Linked DNA regions of Homo sapiens: regions 1 and 3 are each linked to region 2. A link is an interaction called in ENCODE POLR2A ChIA-PET data of the cell type or tissue named here. Cell type or tissue: PC-9. All regions are shown on one strand.

Region 1 (8,000 bases), 360 kb before region 2:
CCACGTTGGCCAAGCTGGTCTCGAACTCCTGACCTTAGGTGATCTGCCCGCCTCGGCCTCACAAAGTGCTGGGATTACAGTTGTGAGCCACCACGCCCAGTCCCTAGTACACTTCTGATTTATGTTTTCTAAATGTGAGACAATGTAATATGGTAACCAATTTGAGTTTCGGCAGATCTAAATTTTTGCCCTTAACGTGAAGACATAGTAGCACCTGCCTCATGGGGTAGTATAAGGATTACATGAGTTAATAGATGTAAAGTAGCTAGAAAGTGCTAGCACTGAAGTAAACTTCAGTTGATAGTAGCCTATCATTATCACTGTTATTGACATAATTTTAATAAAATTCGTTTGTATATAATTAGCTTTTGCTTACATATATTAATTACATGTCTGCATACATATACACAGACACACACATGAATTATCAAATACTTATATATGGTGGACATTTGTGATTTTAGCCACCCGTAATCTATTTTCCTTTCTTCAGGTAGTATTGCCCTCATTTTCCTTTGAGGAACCTCTTTTCCCTCTACTCTCAATCCATGTGATTTAGATGGGGCTAGCCTCACTCCTTGGTCCAAGAATGGGCATGTGAACCAGACCTCGCCAACCAGTACAGCCCAGTCTCCTGGCTACAACACGTGGCTCAGTCATGGACAGATGACCCAAGCCAAACCAATGAGACTTGATCCTTAGACCTTTGCTGGAGATTCTGAGGAAGAGGAGCTCTTTTTTTTTTTTGAGACGGAGTTTCACTCTTATTGCCCAGGCTGGAGTGCAATGCACGATCTCTGCTCACTGCAACCTCTGCCTCCTGGGTTCACCCGATTCTTCTGCCTCAGCCTCCCAAGTAGCTGGGATTACAGGCGCGAGACATCACGACCGGTTAATTTTTTGTATTTTTAGTAGAGACGGGGTTTCACCATGTTGGCCAGACTGGTCTCGAACTCCTGACCTCAGGTGATCCACCACCTCTCTCCCACTCCGCCTCCCAAAGTGCTGGGATTACAGCTGTGAGCCACCGCGCCCAACCTTGGGGAGCTCTTTTCTACTGTACTTGCCAAGCTGGCTGAATTTAGCCTACAGATGCTAGTAACCATATTGGTCATCTCAAGCGCAGAGCTTGCAGGAGAACAAAGCCTAATACAAAGGAAAGCAGAACAAAAATAGAGTGTAGGTGACACTGTTTGAAACTCTGCATCCAGCTGTGCCTGAAGGTGAATCAATGAACCAGCGATTTTCTTAAGTGACTGGGTTAAGTTTCTGTCACTGGCCACAAAAGAGTCTTAATAAACATATGGATTCAGGGAGCATGTTTATTTTCAATTTTTTTTTTTTTTTTTTTTTTTTTTGAGACGGAGTCTCACTCTGTCACCCAGGCTAGAGTGCAGTGGCGCGATCTCGGCTTACTGCAAACTCCGCCTCCCGGGTTCACGCCATTCTCCTCCCTCAGCCTCCCTAGTAGCTGGGACTACAGGCGCCTGCCACCACGCCCGGCTATTTTTTTTGTATTTTTAGTAGAGACGGGGTTTCACCGTGTTATCCAGGATGGTCTCCATCTCCTGACCTCGTGGTCCTCCCGCCTCAGCCTCCCAAAGTGCTGGGATTACAGGCGTGAGCCACCATGCCCGGCCCAATTTTTTTTTTTTTTAACCAGGCTGTTGCCGGGCACCGTGGCTTGTGCCTATAATCCCAACTCTTTGGGAGGCCGAGGTGGGCAGATCACCTGAGGTTGGGAGTTTGAGACCAGCCTGACCAACATGGAGAAACCCCATCTCTACTAAAAATACTAAATCAGCCAGGCATGGTGGCGTATGCCTGTAATCCCAGCTGCTCAGGAGGCTGAGGCTGGAGAATCGCGTGAACTCGGGAGGCGGAGGTTGCGGTGAGCCGAGATGGCGCCATTGCACTCCAGCCTGGGCAACTAAAGCAAAACTCCACCTCAAAATATATATATATAACAAAATAAAGTCAGGCTGTTAAAGGAAAAACTTGAGCTGAATTAAATTTAAGAGAGTTTAATTGAGCAAAAAACAATTCACCAATCAGGCAGCCCCAGAATCACAGTAGATTCAGAGAGACTCCAGGGATGCCTCATGGTCAGAACAAATTTATAGACAAAAAAAGGGAAGCGACATACAGAAATCAGAAGTGAGGTACAGAAACAGCCGGATTGGTTACAGGTTGGCGTTTGCCTTATTTGAACACAGTTTGAACACTCAGCAGTGTATGAGTGGTTGAAGGATGGCCACTGGGATTGGCCAGGACTCAGCTATTGTTACAGGCGCATACTCCTAAGTTAGGTTTTCAATCTTGTCTACTTACTAAGTTAGGTTGCAGTTTGTCCACAAAGACTCAAATAAAGACGTACAGAATCCTTCTCAGGCCATATGTAGTTTGGTTTCACAAGGCCTATTTAGAGATTACAAATTTCACCAAGTCCATTGAACAACTGGGTATTAAGGGCATTGTGGGGGTGTGCAGGGGACCATAAAGATGAGTAAGACTGTCCCTGACCTCAAGGTTCACCTCTAGAAGGGAATATAGACAAAGCAACTCCACTTTACAGTCATGCTGTTACCGGAAAGGGGTCTCGGTCCCCAAGAGAGGGGTCTCGGTCCCCAAGAGAGGGTTCTCGGATCTCACGCAAGAAAGAATTCAGGGAAAGTCCACAGAGTAGAGTGAAAGCAAGTTTATTAGGAAAGTAAAGGAATGAACGAATGGCTACTCTATAGACAGAGCAGCCCTGAGGGCTGCTGTTTGCCCATTTTTATGGCTATTCCCTGATGATATGCTAAACAAGGAGTGGATTATTCATGCCTCCCATTTTTAGACCATATAGGGTAACTCCCTGACATTGCCATGGCATTTGTATACTGTCATGATGCTGATGGGAGTGTAGTAGTGAGGATGACCAGAGATCACTCTCGTGGCCTTCTTGGTTTTGGTGGGTTTTTGCCGGCTTCTTCACTGCAACCTGTTTTATCAGCAAGGTCTTTATGATCTGTGTTTGTGCTGACCTCCTATCTCATCCTGTGACTCAGGATGCCTTAACAGTCTGGGAATGAAGCCCAGCAGGTCTTAGCCTCACTTTACTCAGCTCCTATTCAAGACAGAGTTGTTCTGGTTCACACACCTCTGACAATATCACGATCCGTGTTGCACTTGAGAGATTATGAGCACAGTAGAAGAACAAAGACAGGGAAGATCAATTCTGACCCAGGGTTGTCTGGGAGAGAAGGGAGTGTGGGTGCTTTAACTGTACAATAATTTCCAGACATTTAACAGTGCTCTCTTGCCTGGATTCTGGAAGTCATTCTGAGAATGCCTGTTTTCATTAGATTTTAATCACCCACAGGTCATATATTCCTTTAACGAATGCCTGATGACACCATGCAGAATGAAATGCGCTTTACTGCCTGCTTGGAATGTGTGCAGGCCTGCCTCATGGACCCCTAGAAGTTTCCTTCCAAAAGCAGTCCAGGTATGGTGAGAGGGAGGAATGGGGAGAACAGAAGCCCTATCTCTTACATACCTATACAGGGAGTGTACAACTCAGTTTGGTCCCTGGCCTCCTGTTGTCAGAGGGTGTGTAATTTCAGCTGGGTGGGGCTATGAGGTAAAGATTTCATGTCTGCCACTGCTTGGCTTTTTTTTTTTTTTTTTCTGAGACGGAGTCTCGCTCTGTCGCCCAGGCTGGAGTGCAGTGACGCGATCTCAGCTCACTGCAAGCTCCGCTTCCCAGGTTCACGCCACTGCTTGCTTTTGAAAGGTCTACCCACCCATAGCTCCAATGCATGAAACGCTTCATATAGCTTTGCTGCTTACAGCTCCTCAGTTACTCCTCACTTGCCGGGGATCAAGCCTAAGCCTTTTTTTTTTTTTTTTTTTTTTGAGATGGCATCTCACTCTGTCCCCCAGGCTGGAGTGCAGTAGCGCGATCTTGGTTCACCGCAACCTCTGCCTCCCGGGGTTCAAGCGATTCTCTCGTCTAAGCCTTCCGAGTAAAAGGGATTACAGGCACCTGACACCACACCCAGCTAATTTTTGTATGTTTAATAGAGACAAGGTTTCACCATGTTGGACAGCCTGGTCTCAAACTCCTGACCTCAAGTGATTCGCCTGCCTCAGCCTCCAGTGCTGGGATTACAGGAGTGAGCCACCTCGCCCAGCCCTAAGTCTTTTAATATGGCACACAAGGATGCTTCTTTATGAGTTAACACTGAGTACTTGGGAGACAAAGACAAATAAAACCTTTCCTACCCTCAAGTGAGAGAAACTCAACTGAGACTTACAGGAAATAAAATTTAAAACTACTGACTTACGAAACTGAAAATTCCACGGGGTAGATTCAAGCATTGCTGAATTTGGCTCAGATTATTTCTCAGGGGTTGGATTCTTCCTCTTTCTCAGCTGTATTTTCCTCTATGTTAGTGTCCCGCTTGGGTAGGCTCTCGCCAACTGGAGAGCAGCCCCAATTTTTTCCCTTTTAGGGACTCCAAGCAGCTGCAAGTTTACTTCCTCCAAAATTCATGGGCAGAAGAAAAGGCTCTTCTAAACAATTGGTTGGCAGGGCATGGTGGCTCATACCTGTAATCCCAGCACTTTGGAGGCCAAGGCAGGTGGATCACTTAAGGTCAGGAGTTTAAGGCCAGCCTGGCCAACATGGTGAAACCCTGTCTCTACTAAAAATACAAAAATTAGCTGGGTGTGGTGGCAGGTGCCTGTAATCCCAGCTACTCGGGAGGCTGAGGCAGGAGAATTGCTTGGACCCGAGAAACAGAGGTTGGAGTGAGCCAAGATCGTGCCACTGCACTCCAGTCTAGGCAACAGAGTGAGACTCCGTCTCAAAAAAAAAAAAAAAAAAACAAATTAACAATTTATTGGTTATTTGGGGAGTTGTTTCAGGAGTTTATTGTTTGTTTTTTAAAGTCCTGGATCTGCCTCTTCTTAGCTTAGTTGAATCACATGACCATCCTAGAGCAATCCTGGGTTTGGGATGCACTGATTGGCTTGAGTCTGAGACTTGGGACCACGCTGGAGTGGGGAAGAAGTGGGCTCCACCAGAATCAGATGGACTAAGAGTCATAGATGGGAGGAACTGGCTCTTCAGAGGGAATTCTGGCCTTCACTACTGGAGGAAGAATGAACGAATACTGGGCAGGCACAAACTACACAGATTAAAATCTAACCTTTATTCCACCGTGGCAATAAGTCCATTGTCTGGTCATAATGCAGAGTGTTCTGTATGGAGTCCAAAAAACTGTGTTGAAGAGCAAGACTTTGTAGAGTTTCTTCAATATTTTTCAAAGGGCACAATACTCTGATTTCTAGGATTCTTTCCAGTTATCCAGAGAAAAGTTTATCTTCTTATTTGTAGACTAGAGAAAGAAAAGTCACAAGATAATAGGAACATTCCTTAGGAAGATCCAATTCCATCTGCTCGAATTATTTGCTTAACCAGCAACCGTCTAAACTATAGCTGGGGCCAGGCGCGGTGGGTCACGCCTGTAATCCCAGCACTTTGAGAGGCCGAGGCTGGCTGATCACTTGAGGTCAGGAGTTTGAGACCAGCCTGGCCAACATGGCGAAACCCTGTCTCTACTAAAAATACAAAAATTAGCCGGGCGTGGTGGTGGGCGCCTGTAATCCCAGGTACTCAGGAGGCTGAGGCAGGAGAATCACTTGAACCTGGGAGGTGGAGGTTGCAGCGAACCGAGATCACACCATTGCACTCCAGCCTGGGTGACAGAGCAAGACTCCACCTCAAAAAAAAAAAAAAAAAAAAAACCATACTTGGGTGTCTTGAAAGGTCCCACCTGCCACATCAGAAGGGAGACCCTGTGACCAGGACTGAGTGGGTGGTTAATTTCCCCAGCATAAATGAACAATGTGGAATTCCATCATATGCATCTATCTGTTCTTTGTCATCTCCCTGAGCTTGCTCCTCCCATGGAAAGATCAAATCAGGCACTTGAACTTGGACAGCCTCCTTGCCGTGGTTTTTCAGTAAGTAGAGATGATGCCTCAATAATTAGGCAGGCTGGGGGAATCAGCCTCTCTCTTTGCTACTTGTTAGCTGAGACATTGCCCTTTCAGAGCCAAAAGCAATATTTTCATCCCTACTAACTTAGATTCCTGGCTTGCTGTAATTTAACAAATATTTTTCTAAATAGCTACCATGTATTACCATGTATTCACATTGGCCACCTGTGGTAGGTTGAACTATTTATTATTGGTCCCAGTTTTTCACCCCTCCATGTGTCCACACCTCTTGCCTGGGACTTTGCGCTCTCTCCCACCAAGTACTTCCTGGCCTTCCCCCATCCTTACATCTCCCTTCCTCCGCAGTGAGAACCCTGGCCTCCAATAATATCAATGTCTACTATCAAATCTACTCATTTGCTCAATCCTATAATATACCAAAGATAATTTTTGTGTTGTTTTGCCCATTTCAGTACAAAAATCAAATCTAATAAAACAGAAGTCAGGGTTTGTTTGCAATTTGCTTCCCAACCCCAACCCTGACCAAAACCAAGGACAAATATATAGTGTCCTCATACGGATTTGTTCTTTTCTTTCCTTCAATGTGGTTATATTATTCATCGGAAATGCTGTTAAATCAATTTGTTTTGGTTTGCTTTTAAAGACAGAATGTACTTCCCCACTCTGACTTTGGGCTTGACCATGTGACTTGCTTTGGTCAGTGGGATGTTGCCAGATGTGACGCAGCAGTGGGCCCCACCTGTGTTTCTGCAGTTGGCTGTGCCTCCTTTCTTGTACTAGTGCCTTAATCATGAGAGGACCATATTCTGCCTAGCCCAGTGGTCCAAGGAAGATGAGAGACACCTGAGGTGGGCCTGGACGCAACCCTCTGCTGGAGTGAAAGCCAACTGATTAATTAGCCTCAGCTGACCTGAAGACACATGCGGTAGCATAAATTATTTGGAAATAATTTCAAAAAATTTGTTTGAATTTCAACATATTGTTTGCAATTATTGTTAACATTTTATCCCATTGGTTCTCTCTCTCTCTTTTTTTTTTTTCAATTTTTTTTGAGACACAGTCTCACTCTGTCACCCAGGCTAGAGTGCAGTGGCGAGATCTTGGCTCACTGCAACCTCTGCCTCCCAGGTTCAAGCGATTCCCCTGCCTCAGCCTCCCTAGTAGCTAAAACTACAGGTGCGCGCCACCACGCCCAGCTAATTTTGTGTATGTGTATTTTTAGTAGAAATGGGGTTTCACCATGTTAACCAGGCTTGTCTCAAACTCCTGGCTCAAGTGATCCCCCTGCCACCCCCCGCCCTTGGCCTCCCAAAGTGCTGGGATTAGAGGTGTGAGCCACCCAGCCCAGCTCCACTGGTTCTCTTGTATGTAAATTTTGGGGAGGAAACATTTGAGAATAAGTTGCATATATCACGCATTTCTTCCCCTAAATACATCAGCATGTTTTGCCTAAGAATAAGAACATTCTCTTTTATTATATAATCACAGAGCGGTTGTTAACTTCAGGAAATTTCACACCAATACAATATATTTATCTAACCTACCATTTATATTCCAGTTCTATCAATTGACCCAATCATGTCCTTTATTGAATTGTGTCTCTTTAATCTCCTGTAATCTGAAACAGTTTCTCAGCTGTTCTTTAACTTTAATGACATTGACCTTTTTAAAAATAGAGCCCTCATGTTTATTACAGAATGTCCCTCCATTTGCATTTGACTGTTATTTCCTCATGATTCCATTCAGGCTATGCATCCCCAGTCTGAACATCGTACACGTGGTGCTCCATCACTCTCAGGGTATCCCATTCGAAGGCACAAGGTGTCCATCTGCCCCACTTTGGTGATGTTAATTTTGATCATTTGGTCAAGGTGTTGTCAATTTTTTTCTTCTCTACAGTTACTATTTTTTTCTCTTGCAACAAATAAGCAATCTACGGCAAGATATTTTAAGACAGTCAAATAAATATCAAGTGCTACATTAAAATT
Region 2 (8,000 bases):
TATTTTATTTCATTATTTTATTCAGCACCTTCTGTGGTTGGTACTCTGCAAAGTGTTGAGGCAACAAAATTTGTGTACCTGGAGTTTCAATGATATATTGCCACTGTATTGGCTTTGGAATAAAGGCACACCTTGGAAGTGTGTCATTTTCATTGCTACCAGAAAGCTGCTCAATTTTTTTATTCCATTTGGTTCCTCTGATTTTGTATTCTTTAAATGCCTTTTCTAAGTAATCTCAATATTCCGTGTATCATAGGTGAACTGTAACTAGTAAGTGACAGATACTAGATAGGAACCCAGGTCTCTCTGATTTCAAGCAAAGCTATCTTTGTTTGTATTGCAGTTGGGTGATAATAGAATTTATCCACTAAACCAGAACACTTTTGAGAGTGAAAGTTATGAGGGGACAATAAGTGTCATCCAGGACTATCTCAGGCAAATGAGGGTGTTTGGCTATTCTAATTATAGCTAGAACAAACAAGTTTATGAGCTTGGGTCCAAGACTTCTGGGATGTTTTGGTTGAACCCAAACACTCACCTTTAATTTTTGTTACATGAGTATTGATTTTGCCATAGTAAATTAATTGACTTTATATCTGAATGATTGAACAGTATGGTCTAATGGTTATTAACTTTACAGTATGGTCTAATGGTTATTAAGTAGTAGCCGTAGTACATATGTTCATTTTATATTTTACTTTTTTTCTTAATTCCTTTAAAATCAGCAAGCTTTTAAAAGAGGATCGAAGAGGTAAATTAAATAAGCTTTTTAATTCTTAGTCATGTCAGACGGACTTTGTAAACAAAGTCTAAAATGAAAATCATGACGTTCCAATGTTTTTCCTTTGGGAAGGTGGAGATGTGATGACACTGAAAATCATGCATTTTAAATCACCTCTTTTATTGCCTTTATCTATCAGTCTGTCACCCATCTTTCTTGTTCTTTTTGCCTTATTCTTTAGGTCTCCTGTGATTTTACCTTAGGGAGGTGCAAAACTTTACTCACATGATAAAAGTTGGGGTGATATAAGTTTTCACAATAGCAGCATCATAGTCTTGTGGAAAGAATGTGGGTTTTGGTAGCAGACAAACCAAAGTTTGAAATTCTGGCTCTCCCCTCCTTTGTTGTGTGTCCTTGCGCGAATCACTTAACCTTTGAGCCTCGGTTTCCTTACAATGATATGAGGATTAGAGAACAAATGTAAAGTGCTGGGCAAATAGCACTTTTTGTGGTTTTGTAGGTTCTTAAACAACGATGACAATTATGGTTATGTGACATAGACGAGAAACTGTGGCACTGATGAAATTGTAGTCGACAATCTCACCACTAATCTTGTTTTGCACTCAAACTTTCACAGTTCCCTTTGGTGGGTTTTTGTTTAAACATTCTCTCTGTCCCTCTTGATTCTATTCACTGTACCCTGAGAAATTAGTGGTTGGCAGCAGAAACCTCCTTTCCATAGAACATCAAGTGGGCCCTCCCCCAAGGTTTCAGTGAGCTGTCTGGGACCATCCCTAACCTCCAAACTGCCAAGGGTGCACCCCCTGCCCCAACTAACATTCAAGTTGCCTGTGTGAAGGAGTGATTTGTTGCGGCCTCTAACTGCTTCTTCTCTTCCTTCCTTTTTGTCATCCTGCAGTGTTCTGTGCCAAGGTCTTTGTGGCTAGGCTGCGCCAACCTGGTAGAGAGCATGTGCGCACTGAGTTGCCTGCAGAGCATGCCCAGTGTCAGATGTCTCCAGGTGCCTCTCTTCTTTCTTGTTGTAAATGTGTTTTTACGTATGCCATGAACATTTGTTGAAACTTGCAGTAGTGTGTTTAATCCAATGTTAAGTCTGCTAAATGTTCTGTGTAACCCTCTGCTTTCCTCCAGCCTGGGTGCCCCACATGGAGGAGTTAGTACCAAGAGGGGCCCTTTTGAGCAAACGGGTCTTTGGCTGGGCCCTGTCCTCCCCTTTTCTGCTCCTGCTTTTTACTCTTTTCCCCTCACCTTGAGGTTGTAATTCTCATGTTTAATAGTTGCGCATGTGCCAAAAAAAACTCCTGACATTTTCCATTTGGCTACCTTTAACAGTTCTTTGTTGAGTTGGGAGGGTTTCATAATTAAAGTGGTGATTTTTTTCTATTTTGAAACTCATCCTTTTGGCTTGCTTTCTCTCCCCTCTTCAAAAAAGGAGCGGGGAGGGAATCACTACTGGCATAAAGCCTCAAACTGAAGTTTATAAAGATCATAGCTTTATGCTGCCAATAATTTGTCAGTTTGGGCCACCTCCCAAAGGCCAGATCTGACACCTGTCCTCAGGGTCCACCCAGTTTTCCAGGCCGAGGCCGGCAGAGAATTCCACAGATAAAAGTAAAACTTTTTGGGGGTGGATGGGAAAGGGTTGCTCAGGATAGAACTGTTAGCAGGAGTGCAGCTGGTGACCCTCTCTTGTTGGGGTGGCTTCTAAGAGAGCCAAGGAAGAAAACATTGTAGCTTTATTTCTGAAGCTCTGAGCAAGCATGTGTTTAATTAAATATGGTTTCAGTAGCAATATTCAGTTTTCATCACTGCATATTCCAGACAGTTTGATATATCTTTGAAAAGCCATATTAAATTCCTGGCATCTGGTTGAGACTGTCCTGTTTGAGGAAAACTGCAAAATTAGGCACTGAGTTAGAGGGATATTATTGATGGCATGGGTGACTTTGCTGTTCTCAAGTTTATCTTTCTATTCATGTTTACAATTTTTAAATGGAGCTGGGGAGCCAGGAAGGAGGAAAATGTTCTTCATATTGGAGTCAGGCATTTTATTTACTTATTGGCAAACATTCAGAGTAGCACTGGTGTGGTTATTGATTCAAATTGCTTTCTTTGGGGAACTGTACTGGAACCTCACTAACACAGTTAACTGGAGAGCGAGTTCAATATAAGGCCCAGTTGTCTTTAGATTCTGTATATAAAGGTGGGTTACAAGTCTCACCTTACAAGAACAGGATGCTTCAGTGAGGCTCAGTGTAATGAATATATGTTTACTTTTGGAAAAGCAGCTTCTGTGCATGCGATGTAACTTTTAACAAAAATGTTCTTGGAATGGCAGCCATTATTGCATGTGCTCTCCTTGATGCTGTATAATGGATATTTGCGTTATTATAATAGGTGTATAATAGGTGTATTATAATAGGTGTATTTTTGTCTCTATTTTTCTGGATTAAAAGGAATGTTACAGTTGCTTTTTAGTGGGCTGACCGAGTTTTTTCCAGAACTGGAAATTTAAGAGGGGGAAAAATTGTAGTTGTTAGTGAGGTCTTGAAGTGCGGATTCTTTTTATTGCATTCAGTTAAAAGTAATTGGCCAATGGAAGGCATCATTCAATATATTTTAGTAACAGTATTGTGAGTTCTCTGGAGGTGGGGTGAGTGGGAGGAGGTACACGGGTTCCTACCTTGTTGAAAATGGAAATCCAAATTTGTTAAAAGTTCCTTGACTCATCTTTCTTAGTGAAATTCACTTAAGAAGGAAAAAAAGATTTTTTTTTTTTTGCCTTGATTGGGTCTTATTTCAGTGAGTGGAGCAATATTGTCTTTAGAGACGTGTAGAGTATTCTGTTTACTTAGGTTTAATTTTTGCTAGTATATAATTGAGGGTATGCAGCATAGTAAAATGAACTAAGTACTCAGCTCATTGGCATTAGCAAATCATTACTCTGTTTTGTCCCACATGTGAATGGAAAGTAAACATGTATTAATATTAATGAGCCTGGAAGACTTCCTTCCTCTGTACTCATTTAAGTATTATTTTAATGCCAACATTTCTCCCCTTTACCTCCAGTCTCCAAACAGTGCTAAAATTTCGTGCCTTAATTTGGGTTTGGGCTCTCAAAGAAGGCCTGTTGCTTATATGCTGCATCTTTGGTTTATTGCAAAGATGACTCTTCCTTTGCACACCTTTTAGCAACCTCATATTAGAGCAGGCCTGAGAAGGGAAGGAATAGTTAGGCTACCTGGAGAGAACAGAGCCTGGTTCTTTCCTGGTCTCTGAAGTTCCATGAAAGAGTCCCCCTTAAAATTGTCAGAGTGGACCCACTGATAATTGCAACTTGAGCCCATTGACCTGTCTATATGGCTGAATTTTAGTTTACCTTTCGAAAAAGCCGGAGGGAAGATAGTAGTTGCCCTTAGGCATAATTTACCCATTCCGGAAGTTTCTACCATCGTCTAGAAGGGAAAACAGGTATCAGAGACTTAAAAATCACTCATTACCAACTGTTACATGGTGCTTCACATATATTAGCTTTATGACAACCCTGTGAAGTAGGTGTTCTTATCTCCAATTTTCTGATATGGAAACTGAGTCTGACGTGACTATTTGGCCCAAGATAATGTTTACATAACTGTAAAGTTACTGGCATATGAATCACACACTTGCCTGATTCCCAAACTGGTTTTCTTTCCTCTACTCTGGAATGCTGCTTTTGTAGTTTTCCATGTTGGTTTTATTTGTAGAAACCTCACTATTGACACCTGGTATATGGTTTGTTTAGTTATTAATATTATTTGAAAATAAGAAAAGAAAAACCTGCCAAATTCTGTAGAAAAAAAAAGTTGCCATTCTTTTTGCCAAAATGAGCCCTCCTGAATCTTACAGCTAGTGAGGTTCCTGAGTGGACTTTCTGCAAACTTAATTCCATAAATATTTACTGAGCAATTGGTATGTGCCAGGGCCTCTATTGGTTATCTCTCAACCAAGCTGAACTGAGTCAGTGTTTCATTTGCCTCAGATGTCCTGATTCAACCAGTTGATTGTTATAGCAAATAATCAGGAATTCAGACCATGTGGATTATTGATTTGCCCAGATTCCTGTGGCATGAGAATCATACCAATGTTAATAATAGTATGTATCATTTATTTTCCACGTTCTTTCTATGTGTTGGACTCTAGGAATTGGATTATCTCATTTGATCTTTTATGGAAAAGTTATCTACCTTGCCATTTTTGTATATGAAATTATAGAGGTGAATTGACCTGCCTAAGGTTACACATTTATTTAAGTGGCAGAACTGGGTTAGGAACATAATCTGGATGACTGCAAAGCCAGTGCTCTAGTCACCAGTCTGTAGTGACAACTGCCATTTTAACTTGCAACTGCCATTTTTAGGTTGAAACAAATTCCCCTTAATTTTTGGAGTTAAAAATTTAAAGCCAACACAGCAGCATGATGTAATAGACTGGCAAGTTGTCTTGGGAATGTCATTTGCAGCCTCAGCTGGGGGAGAGTGTTAGTGATAAGCCTTTTGCTGGGGTAGGACTGATTGCTTGGAATGACAGTGAGGATCACGTGAATTGAGTTTGAGTGCCTCCTTCCAAGCTCTAGTGCATATAGTGCTGGGCAGTAAGTAGCACAACTTCTTGACAGCTGCCTTTCTTGTTTCTTTTTTTACTTTTAATAGGTGTAGTGAGCCACAGTGGTCTGAGAATGCCACAGAACTTATCATAGCTTTTGATATAAGAGAATATTTTTTAGAGGAGGGAGATAGCTTGGTAGAAAGAACCCTGGCTTTGGTGCAGACAAACCTCTATTCTAGTCCTGTTCCTACTACTTAATGACTTTGTGATACTGGGCAAGTTACTTTATTTTCCCGAACCCCTGTTTCCTCATCTTTAAAAATCATAAAGGGTTTTTATGAGGTAGAGAAAGATAATTGCCACCTCTTACTGATTCTTACTCTTGGGGGGTATGAAATCCATTTTTTAAATTTACTTGCTCCTGGTTCTCCATGTAAGAAGGAATTTCAGTCTTAGATTCCAGGGCTAGGTAAGGATTAGCTAAAAGACCATGCATATGATAAGGCTGTTTTTGTTCAGGGTCGGTCTGTCTAAGGTCAGACATGGCTGTTTGAATTCATTGCCTCTTGTCTGTTTTCTAATAAGCATTAGGGATTTGTCATTTCTTGTTGATTATCTTAATTATCCTATAGCACTCTGGGTCTGATAATGTGAACGTTTTGGGTTGCTCAGTGGTAGAATCTGTAGTATTTTATAGACACTAAAACCTACATTTTTGGCTGAGCATGGTCGCTTACCCCTATAATTCCAGTGCTTTGTGAGGCCCAGGTGGGAGGATTGCTTGAGGGCAGGAGTTTGAGACCAGCCTTCGCAACATAGCAAGGCCCTACAAACATTTTATTTTTGTATTTTGTCTCTACAAAACAAAATAAAAAATTAGGTGGACATGGTGGCATGTGCCTGTAGTCCTAGCTACTCTGGGAGCTGAGGTTGGGGAATCCCTTGAGCCCAGGAGTTGGAGGTTACAGTGAGCTATGATCACACCACTGCACTCCAGCCTGGGTGACAGAGCAAGAACCTTGTCTCTAAAACAGGGGTGTCCAATCTTTTGTCTTCCCTGGACCACATTGGAAGAAGAATTGTCTTGGACTACACATAAAATTACACTAACACTAACGATAGCTGATGAGCTAAAAAAAAAAATTGCGAAAGAAAAAAAATCTCATAATATTTTAAGAAAGTTTACGAATTTGTGTTGGGCCTCATTCAAAGCCGTCCTGGGGGCCTGCAGGCCACGGGTTTGCTCTAAAAAATATATAAATAGGCTGGGCGCGGTGGCTCACGCCAGTAATCCCAGCAATTTGGGAGGCCGAGGTGGGCGGATCACTTGAGGTCAGGTCAAGACCAGCCTGGCCAACATGGTGAAACCCTGTCTCTACTAAAAATACAAAAAGTAGCTGGGCATGATGATGGGCGCCTGTAATCCTAGCTACTTGGGAGGCTGAGGCAGGAGAATTGCTTGAACCCAGGAGGTGGCGGCTGCAGTGAGCCGAGATTGTACCACTGCACTCCAGCCTGGGTGACAGAGGGAGACTCCGTCTCAAAAAAAAAAAAAAAAAAAAAAATATATATATATATATATATATATATGTATGTACACACAACACACACACACATATACACACACATATATGTGTATGTATATATGGTTAAAAAAAACCACATCTTTCCTCTTTATAAGAAAATTTACGAAATAGACTTTGAAAAAGAAGAAAACGTCCATTGGTAGCGTGAGCATCTACCACCCAGAGAGAACATTTGTTGCTATTTTAGGGCCTTACTTCCTCCTGTCTGTTCGGTAGGGAGGAATCCATCAAATTGTGCAGTGTTATTCTGCTGCTGCTGATTTTAACAGTGGTATTTTTAATGCCCTGTGGAACCCCAGCTTGACTTTGGAGTCACTAGAGGGATAAAGGAGGGGCTAGCACAGTGTGCCTCCTACTTCGATCTCACTTAGAATGGCTCTGGATTTATCTATTCTACTTAATGGGGCTCTTAGGAAGATTTCATTTTAAAAACTTTCTCCTTATAGAAATAGCTAAACACACAAAAATAAGAGAATTATTCAACTTAATCTTGAACAGTTTTCAAAATTATGCTAATCTTAGTTCAACTTTTCTTCAATTTTGTTTTTCTTGGGGCATTTTAAAAGCAAACCTAAAATGCCTCAAAGTTTTACAAACCACTGTTTCATGCTAGCATTAAAAAATTTTTAAACAAGCTTCAAGAAATTAAAAATAAAGGCCAGGCATGATGGTTCACACCTGTAATCCCAGCACTTTGGGAGGCCCAGGCAAATGGATCACCTGAGGTCACCAACATGGTGAAACCCCGTCTCTACTAAAAATACAAAAATTAGCCAGGTATGGTGGCATGCACCTGTAATCTCAGCTACTCGGGAGGCTACATCACAGGGCTTTAGCATTTTTTTATTTTCAAAAAAAAATAGCCACTTTTTTTCTCTCTCTCTTTTTTTGAGATTGGGTCTTGCTCTGTTGCCCAGGCTGGAGTGCAGTGGTAGGATCATGGCTCACTGCAACCTTGACCTCCCAAGCTCAAGTGATCCCTCGCACTTCAGCCTCCTGAGTAGCTGGGACCACAGGCATGTGCCACCACGCCCAGATAATTTTTCAGTTTTTTGTACAGACAGGGTCTTGATATATTGCCCAGGCTG
Region 3 (8,000 bases), 180 kb before region 2:
TCCTAAGTAACTGGGACTACAGGCGTGTGCCACCACACCTGGCTAACTTTTGTATTTTTATTAGAGACAGGGTTTCACTATGTCGGCCAGGCTGTCTCAAACTCCTGACCTCAGGTGATCCACCCACCTCAGCCTCCCAAAGTGCTGGGATCACAGACGTGAGCCACCGTGCCCAGCCTTGTTCATGTTTTTAATTCTGAGCATTCTAGCATGTGTGAAGTGGTATCTCATTTTGGTTTTGATTAGTGTTGCCCTAATGACTAGTAATGTTGAGCATCTTTTCATATGCTTAGTGGCCATTTGTACATCTTCTTTGGAAAAACATCTATTCAAATCTTTTGCCTATTTTAAGATTGGGTTATTTGCTCTTTTATTTTTGAGTGCTATGAGTTCTTTATGTATTCTGGATACTAGTCCTTTATCAGATATATGATTTGCAAATATTTTCCATTTGTGGGTTACTTTTTCTTTTTCTTTTTTTTTTTGAGATAAAGTCTTGTTCTTTCTCCCAGGCTGGCGTGCAGTGTCACAATTATTGCACGCTGCATTCTCGACCTCCCAAGCTCAAATGATCCTTCCACCTCAGCCCCCCAAGTATCTGGGACCACAGGTGTGTGCCACCATACCCCGCTAATGAAAATTTTTTTCCTTTTTTTTTTTTTTGTAAATATGAGGTCTCCCTATGTTGCCCAGGCTGGTCTCAAACTCCTGGGCTCAAGTGATCCTCCCATCTCAGCCTCCCAGAATGCTGAGATTACAGGCGTGAGCCATTGTACCCAGCCTTTACTTTCTTGATACTGTCCTTTGATGCACAAATATGTTCAATGTTGATGAAGTCCAGGGTATCTATTTTTTCTTTGGTTGCTTGTGCTTTTGGTGTCATTTTTGTCCATCTGGTCTTTTACTAACCCCCATATACCCTTTGACACATATTTAGAGGTCCTCAAAATTTTTATTTAAAGATGGGAGGATATGGAAATATTTTTTTAAAAAACTCATTGAAACAGACTGCAGTACGGTCTTTAATAATGAAGATCCCCAAAGCTTCTGTGTGAATACTCAGGGCTTCTCAAACCATCTCTTGGTAAAGGCTGATGAGGATGATCATACATCCTACCAAAGCCCCTCACTCTTTGGTTTGAGGCAAGATAAAAAGGAACACTGGTGATGAAATTTAGGATAACAAGGAGCATAAAAGAGGCAGTACTTCTGCCAGTTTGCCCCCAAGTTTCTCTACCAACATCTTACAGTGCCTTTTGTTAAGGGGAGGACAGATGTGGTCCCAGGGTCCAGGCCTCTTGCTCTTATAAATTCCCATTGAGCAGTAGTTCTCAAAGTGTGACCAGGGGTCCAGCAACAGCAGCAGCATCTGAGCACTTGTTGGAAACCAGATTCTTGGACCTTGCTTCAGACCCACTGAATCAGAAGCTCTGGAGTGGGACCCAGTGATCTGTTTTAACAAGCACTCTGCTGAACGTTCAAGTTGGAGAGCCGTTGGTGTAGCATTTTCAGCTGGTACAACCTGGAGTCTGCCACCTGGAGAGTGTGGTTACTCATCATCTCCTGCCAAGCGTGGGATCAGGTACTTTTGGTAACAAGTGACAGCAAACCTTAAACTAACCTACTAAACAGCGCAGAAATTAATTCGTTTGCATATTCTGCCTAAAAAGTCAGTAGGGAGCAGGCTTGTTCTCCGTTTTCCTGTGATTCTCTCTGTCTTCCTCTGTGTATTAGCTTTGTCTTCACACCCACTTCTCTCGTGGTTGCAACATGGTTTCCTGCAACCATCAGAGTTGTGTGCTTCCTAATTAGCTCCAGAGTGAGACGACGTGGCATTCCACACCATCAAGCACAACTCACCAGCTTAGCTCTGATGACACCAGCCCTGAGTCAGGGCACGAGGCAGAAAATTTTCCTGACTGGCTTAGCACCCTGCTTCTACCCCTCCCTTGCAGGGGATGAGTAAGTCCTACCCAGTTCTCATGGCTATTTCACAAAGGGGAAGGAAGACATGGTGTATGTGGAGGGGGAGGTAGCCATGGTGCCCAGGACATCAGGACTCATGAAATGGCCTCTTCGCTGTTTGTCCCCAACCCACTGTTTTTTCCTTAATAATGCATCTAGAGGGATCTTTCCAAAGCAAAAGCCTGTCTACAACACCTCTTGCTTAAACCCTTTGGTGTATCTCCCCAGACACACACGCACACACGCACACACAGCTCTCCAGATTAGGTTCATACTTTGAGATGTTCAAGTTCTAGTTCTAATTGACCTCCAGCCTGCTGGATTCCCATCCTTTGGAACCCCATGGAATGCTCCGCCATTACCCGCTTCCACGCTTTTCCCTGCTGCCCCACCTCTGCTTCTGTGTTCTGCCAGGAGTGCCTTTACCCTTCCCCACGTGGTAAATTCACCCTTCAAAACTCAGCCTGGATATCTGCTTCCTCTGGGATAGCTCTAAGGCAGGTTAATGACCGTGTCCACAGGCTTCTGGGTTACATAGTCACCGTGTGCCTGCACCACTCATTTCTATATCTCCCTCAGCTGGTGATTTTGGGGCAGGGACCTGTTTGATTCTCCCTGGGTCCTCAGTCCCCAGGCTTGCCACGCACTAGGAGCTCAGATAGTGTTTGTTGATCACATACTACTTTTGTGTCCCCTACTGTTGCCTAGCAAAGTAGGGCCCCTGGTAGACACTCAGTTTATAATGATCAATGCATTAAACTGACCACAAATCTCAGTTCTTCAGGTCCTAGGAAAACCGTGAGCCACCTGCAAATATAGGCTGCTTATGCCCTTGACAGGTTCAGGGAATCCGTCCTTTTAGCACTGGGGCGGTTTCACTTTGGACTTGATCAGGGCTTAGAGGCCTTTAGCTTTCCGATCCTGAGGAGCCTCCCTTTATCCAGGAAGCAGGGGACTGGACCACTGGGACCTTCATCACGGGTGGGCACGGATTCCCCATCCCAATCAGAAGAATAGCTGTATCTGTAGCAGTAGGTTATTCTAGGCCAGTTCTTTCCATTAAAAAAAAACTAAAGCCCCTAGGTTGAATTAAAAAAATTAAAAAAATTAAAAATTTAAAAGTCATGTTTATTTCTAATATACAATTTGATAATACATATTTATTGAATATAATACATAAAAGTACAAACTACCTGTAATCCTCCTATGGGTTTTGTGCTTCCAGTCTTTTTTCTAAGCATGCATATGTAGTAATTTCCTAAAGCATTGAGATTATTATTTTATTCATATTTATTACCATCGTCTCAGTGCATTTTATGCTGCTATAACAGAATACCTGACACTGGGTAATTTGTAAACAATAGAAATTTATCTAGCTCATGGCTCTGGAGGCTGGGAAGTCCAAGGTTGAGGGCCCTGCATCTGGCGAGGGCCTTCTTGCCATCGTGGAAGGTGGAAAGAGCAAGAGGGCATGCAGGAGAGAGCCAGCAACTGAACTCACAGCCTCTAGCCCTTTTATAATCAGCACTAATTCATTCATGAGGGTGGAGCCCTCATGGTCTAAACACCTCCCATTACTGTTGGTCCCACCTCCCAACACTGTTACATTGGGGATTAAGTTTCCAACACATGCCTTTTGGGAGATACATTCAACTATTATTTTATCTGTTACTGTTGAGACTATTGTTTTATTAATTAAACCCCATGTATTTCTGCAAAAAGCCCTGACAAGTTTATAATACCAATCCCCTGTAGCCCTCCTGCCACTGATAAGCTGAAGGTAAAAATGTTAAGACCCAGATACTAAAAAAAGCAAGTAAGGCCTGGGAGTCAAACCAAAGCTGAGGAACTTAACCCAGAGCTTCCCAGCAGCCAAGGCAAAAAAATAAATAAATAAAAGGGAAGCTCAAGGGGTTGTGGAGCTCTTGAACTAAAGAAGAGGAAGCAAGCCAGGTTGTCAGAATGCACGAGCTTTCCTGGTGCTGACCTCTGGAGAGGGCACAGGGACGTTGTATAAGAGTGTTGTGTAAGGGACAGTTTCACTGAAAGATGCAGGAACTGCCTGGGTTTGGTCACTTCTCATACTGACTCTTAAGAATAGCTGATGACAGGCCAGGCGCGGGGGCTCACGCCTGTAATCCCAGCACTTTGGGAGGCTGAGGCAGGCAGATCGCGAGGTCAGGAGATCGAGACCATCCTGGCTAACACGGTGAAACCCTGCCTCTACCAAAAAATACAAAAAATTAGCCGGATGTGGTGGCGGGCGCCTGTAGTCCCAGCTACTCGGGAGGCTGAGGCAGGAGAATGGCGTGAACCTGGGAGGCGGAGCTTGCAGTGAGCCAAGATCGCGCCACTGCACTCCAGCCTGGGCAACAGAGTGAGACTCTGTCAAAAAAAAAAAAAAAAAAAAACAGCTGATGGCATGTCCATAACTTTTAGTTCTCAAAAATAAATAAATACATAAAGAAATTGTAGTTCTGGGAAGACATTTCTTTGTTTTGTTTTGTTTTCCCTAGGAATCAGACTGAGAGGAAGGCATATTTTTGTAGGAATCCTAAGTGACGTGATCTAAGCATGAAACTTACTGGTGATTTCATTTGGTAGAGATTTAACAAACACATATTAACTGTGTGGCTTTTGTGCTGTTCTTTCATGTAAGGAATCTCATTTAACTTTCTCAATGAAGTTGGAGGCAAGAGATGATTAGGCCATTTTACAGATGGGGAAATGGAGGCTCAGGGAGATTGACTTATCCAGGGTCATGTAGTCAATTAAGTGGCACACCAGGACTCGACCCCAGGTTTACAATCTTTTCCTCTGTGTTGGCACCTTGTTGGAGAAGCGGGAAGTGTCTGACCTTGTTACATATCCACGGTGTATTAGGACTGGGTTTTTCGGTTTTTTTTTTTTTTGGAGACAGAGTCTTGCTCTGTCACCCAGACTGGAATGCTGTGGTGTGATCTCCGCTCACTGCAGCCTCCGCCTCCTGGGTTCAAGTGATTCTCCTGCCTCCGCCTCCCAAGTAGCTGGGATTACAGGTGCCCGCCACCACACCTGGCTACTTTTTGTATTTTTAGTGGAGACGGGGTTTTGCCATTTTGGCCAGGCTGGTCTCGAACTCCTGACCTCAGGTGATCTGCCTGCCTCATCTTCCCAATATGCTGGGATTACAAGAGTGAGTCACTGCCCCCAGCCTAGGACTAGGTCTTTATAAGTACCACCTCATCTGTTCCTTACAGTAAATCCTAGAGCCACGTAATATTAGCCCATTTTACGGAGAGGATTGGCGGTTGTCCAAGGCCATACAGATGGTAGGTGTTAGGGAGGCTAACCAGGGGTTCCCAGCCAGGGTTTGGTGATGGAACTTCAGGATGTGGAAGGATTCAATAGAATGGCACAGGAACATTTCTGGGTGAGAGGGGAGAGGATGGCTTTCACAGAGCCTCAAAAAACCCAAACAAAAATAAATGAGAAAAACAGACCCATGAACTCAAGGAAAGAATCATAGTGACAGCTCACATAACTGAGTCCCGACCTGGGGCCAGGCACGTGTCAAGGCCTGGATGAGCTTATCATTCCCATGAGGGTTAGGGTGTATCATCCCCATCTCACAGGTCGCCCAGCTAGTAAGTGGCCTTGCATGGTCACTGAGTTTTGCTTCTTTTCCATCATCACCTCTTGTGGCTTGTTTTTTTTCTAGCAGTTAGTAGAATTTTTCTTCCTCTTTCGTGGAGCTGAGAATTACTACAAGGCAGAATGATATGCTGTGCTTCAAAAGGTCATTGCCTGTTTCCAAGTCACCTCTGTCTGTTCCCTTGCCACTGGGAACAAGCTGGTTAGGTGGTGGTTGGGTAAGAGGGAACAAATGAATGGACGAATGAATGAATGAACAAGTGGATGGAGGAAGTACCTCTTCCTTGGCGTTCGGGATCAGCATGCATGGATCCATTTCTGATGACTTTTATTCAAGGGTGACAGGTCACTGTAGTGTTAGAGAGAAGTCTTGGGGAAGCTGAGGTCAGGCCCGTTGTTGATGACCAGGCAGGACCAGAGTGACCCAGAAGGCCTCCTTCCTCCTCAGCAGGGAGTGGTGTGGAAGTGGGCCGTGCCGCCTTCCACAGCTCTCTGCCGTGGCACACAGCCCTCCAAGGCAAGTGGCAAGCCTGGCAGGGCCTGGAATGGTTGCTACCCCTGGAACCTAGTATCTCTAGTATCCCTGGCCCACGTTAAAGTCCCCTGTTTTATCTGCTGTGGTTTCGTGCATCCCAGCCCGGCTTATACCCCTAGTGTAGCCCAGCCATGGGGTCCCAGTTCAGAGCAACAGCATCAGCAGCCCCATTTTACAGCTGAGGACACAGTCTCAGAGGACGGAAGTGACCTGTCCAAGGCCACACTAGTGAGCGGTGGACCTGGGCCATGAGCCCAGCCGTGACTGGCTCCAAAGCCACGCATCACCACATCCTCATAGGACCCACATGACCTCAGGGTCATATTTACATTGCCAGGAGGCTCCTGGAAGGTAAGCCACAAACTGGAGGCTTCATCAAATTCCTGAGGCTGCTCCACCCTCCTCTGGCTGGAGAGCTGTCTCTGGTCCAGCTAGACCATGGTTGAGAGTTTCTTTCCTGTTTAGAGACAGCGTGGGTCTTCTTGACTGCCCCACTCTCCAGGGCCTCTGCTGAGCTGGGTTGAAGGAACTTCACAACAAGCAGGGGCCAGGAGCTGGAAGCTAAGAGGTGATTCTGCCTGTCCTGAAGTTTGTGACGCCATCCCTCTTCCTCAACCACCTGTAGCCCTACTTTAAGAAAAAAGAGGTCAGGCAGGGTGGCTCACGCCTGTAATCCCAGCACTTTGGGAGGCCAGGGCGGGTGGATCACCTGAGGTCAGATGTTTGAGACCAGCCTGGCCAACATGGTGAAACCCCATCTCTACTAAAAACACAAACATTAGCCAGGTGTGGTGGCAGGTGCCTTTAATCCCAGCTACTCAGGAGGCTGAGGCAGGAGAATCACTTGAACCCCAGAGATGGAGCCAAGATTGTGCCATTGCACGCTAGCCTGGGTGACAAGAGCGAGAGTCTGTCTAAAAAAAAAAAAAAAAAGGAAAGAAGAAAGAAAAGAAAAAGCATCTATGCAAAGAGCCCGGAGTGGGCCAGAAAGAGTGAGAATGGGAGTGAACCAGGGCTGGAAGAACCTTTCTTTTTTTTTTTTTTTTTTTTTTTTGAGACGGAGTCTCCCTCTATTGCTCTATTGCCCAGGCTGGAGTGCAGCGGGTGGATCACGAGGTCAGGAAGGACCTTTCTACTGTAATCGTCCTTTCTGCCCCTCCACTAGGCTGGGAGCCCCTTGAGGGCCTAGACCTGGTTGTTCTCCCGGGGCCTGCAGCCTGTCAGTGTGGAGTAGGTGTATGATGAATGAATGAATGACCTGAGGGTTTGGAGCTCTGCTTCCAGTCCAGGAACAATCTCTGTGGCCTTGGTCAGTTACATCCCCTTTTTTGGCCTCAGTTTCTCCATCTGAGCTGATCTTCAAGGCCCTGATGTTCTGAGCCAGCAAGGTCCAGGGTTCTGGAAGATGGAGAGAGCCTGAGACAGGTGCTGGGATTCTGAGAGGACTTGGCCAGCTTGGCCGGGGGAAGGCATCCTGAGGTTCTTGGCTGTGGAGCATAGGAAACAGGGCAGCTGGCAGGTGGGCACCAGGCGCATAGGCGGGAGCGAGGAGGGAGGGTGTGGGCTTGGCTGAAGAGGCTGTTTGCTGAAGCTTCAGGTCTTCGTAGCAACTTAGTTTTCCTTCTTCAGAAAATGAAGCAGCCAAGAAGCTCCTCTGGGTGTCAGAGCCTCCAGTGAGGTTTGAGGCCCACTGGGGGAGGGGGACGGGCTCCCAAGGCAGGAGGAGGAAGGGCTGGAGAGCAGGGGCACCCAGGCATTGGGCATGGGTGGACCCTGCCCAATGGGCCTGTGGGGTTCCCGTCTCGACGGCTGGGCAGCCCCACTCATTGTCACTTTGCCCTGTGTTTTCTGCAGATCATGATTGAGT

The links. Peaks named below come from ENCODE experiments on the same cell type or tissue, not always from the same donor. Only the 100,000 strongest peaks of a DNase experiment are listed, where the experiment ranks them.
Region 1: POLR2A ChIA-PET joins it to region 2 with 11 read pairs; 2 of 35 experiments call an interaction of 5 or more read pairs at or near these places.
Region 3: POLR2A ChIA-PET joins it to region 2 with 11 read pairs; 2 of 35 experiments call an interaction of 5 or more read pairs at or near these places.

What each region holds. Positions count from the first base shown.
Region 1 is chr5:172,310,519-172,318,518 of GRCh38, reverse strand. No RefSeq gene overlaps it. Among named protein-coding and RNA genes, the nearest start is that of UBTD2, 31 kb to the right of the region's middle. RefSeq lists enhancers at 2,590-2,679, 2,710-2,799. In PC-9, no CTCF peak of the experiment used is centred here; DNase peaks (open chromatin) are centred at 3,078 and 3,568; H3K4me3 peaks cover 1,267 bases; H3K27ac peaks cover 2,799 bases.
Region 2 is chr5:171,951,339-171,959,338 of GRCh38, reverse strand. It overlaps FBXW11 (F-box and WD repeat domain containing 11), which reads left to right. Exons shown (of 14, transcript NM_001378974.1): 2 at 1,641-1,742. Among named protein-coding and RNA genes, the nearest start is that of FBXW11, 51 kb to the left of the region's middle. In PC-9, no CTCF peak of the experiment used is centred here; DNase peaks (open chromatin) are centred at 4,398 and 4,758; H3K27ac peaks cover 3,164 bases.
Region 3 is chr5:172,127,409-172,135,408 of GRCh38, reverse strand. It overlaps STK10 (serine/threonine kinase 10), which reads left to right. Exons shown (of 19, transcript NM_005990.4): 3 at 7,988-8,000. Among named protein-coding and RNA genes, the nearest start is that of STK10, 57 kb to the left of the region's middle. In PC-9, no CTCF peak of the experiment used is centred here; a DNase peak (open chromatin) is centred at 1,845.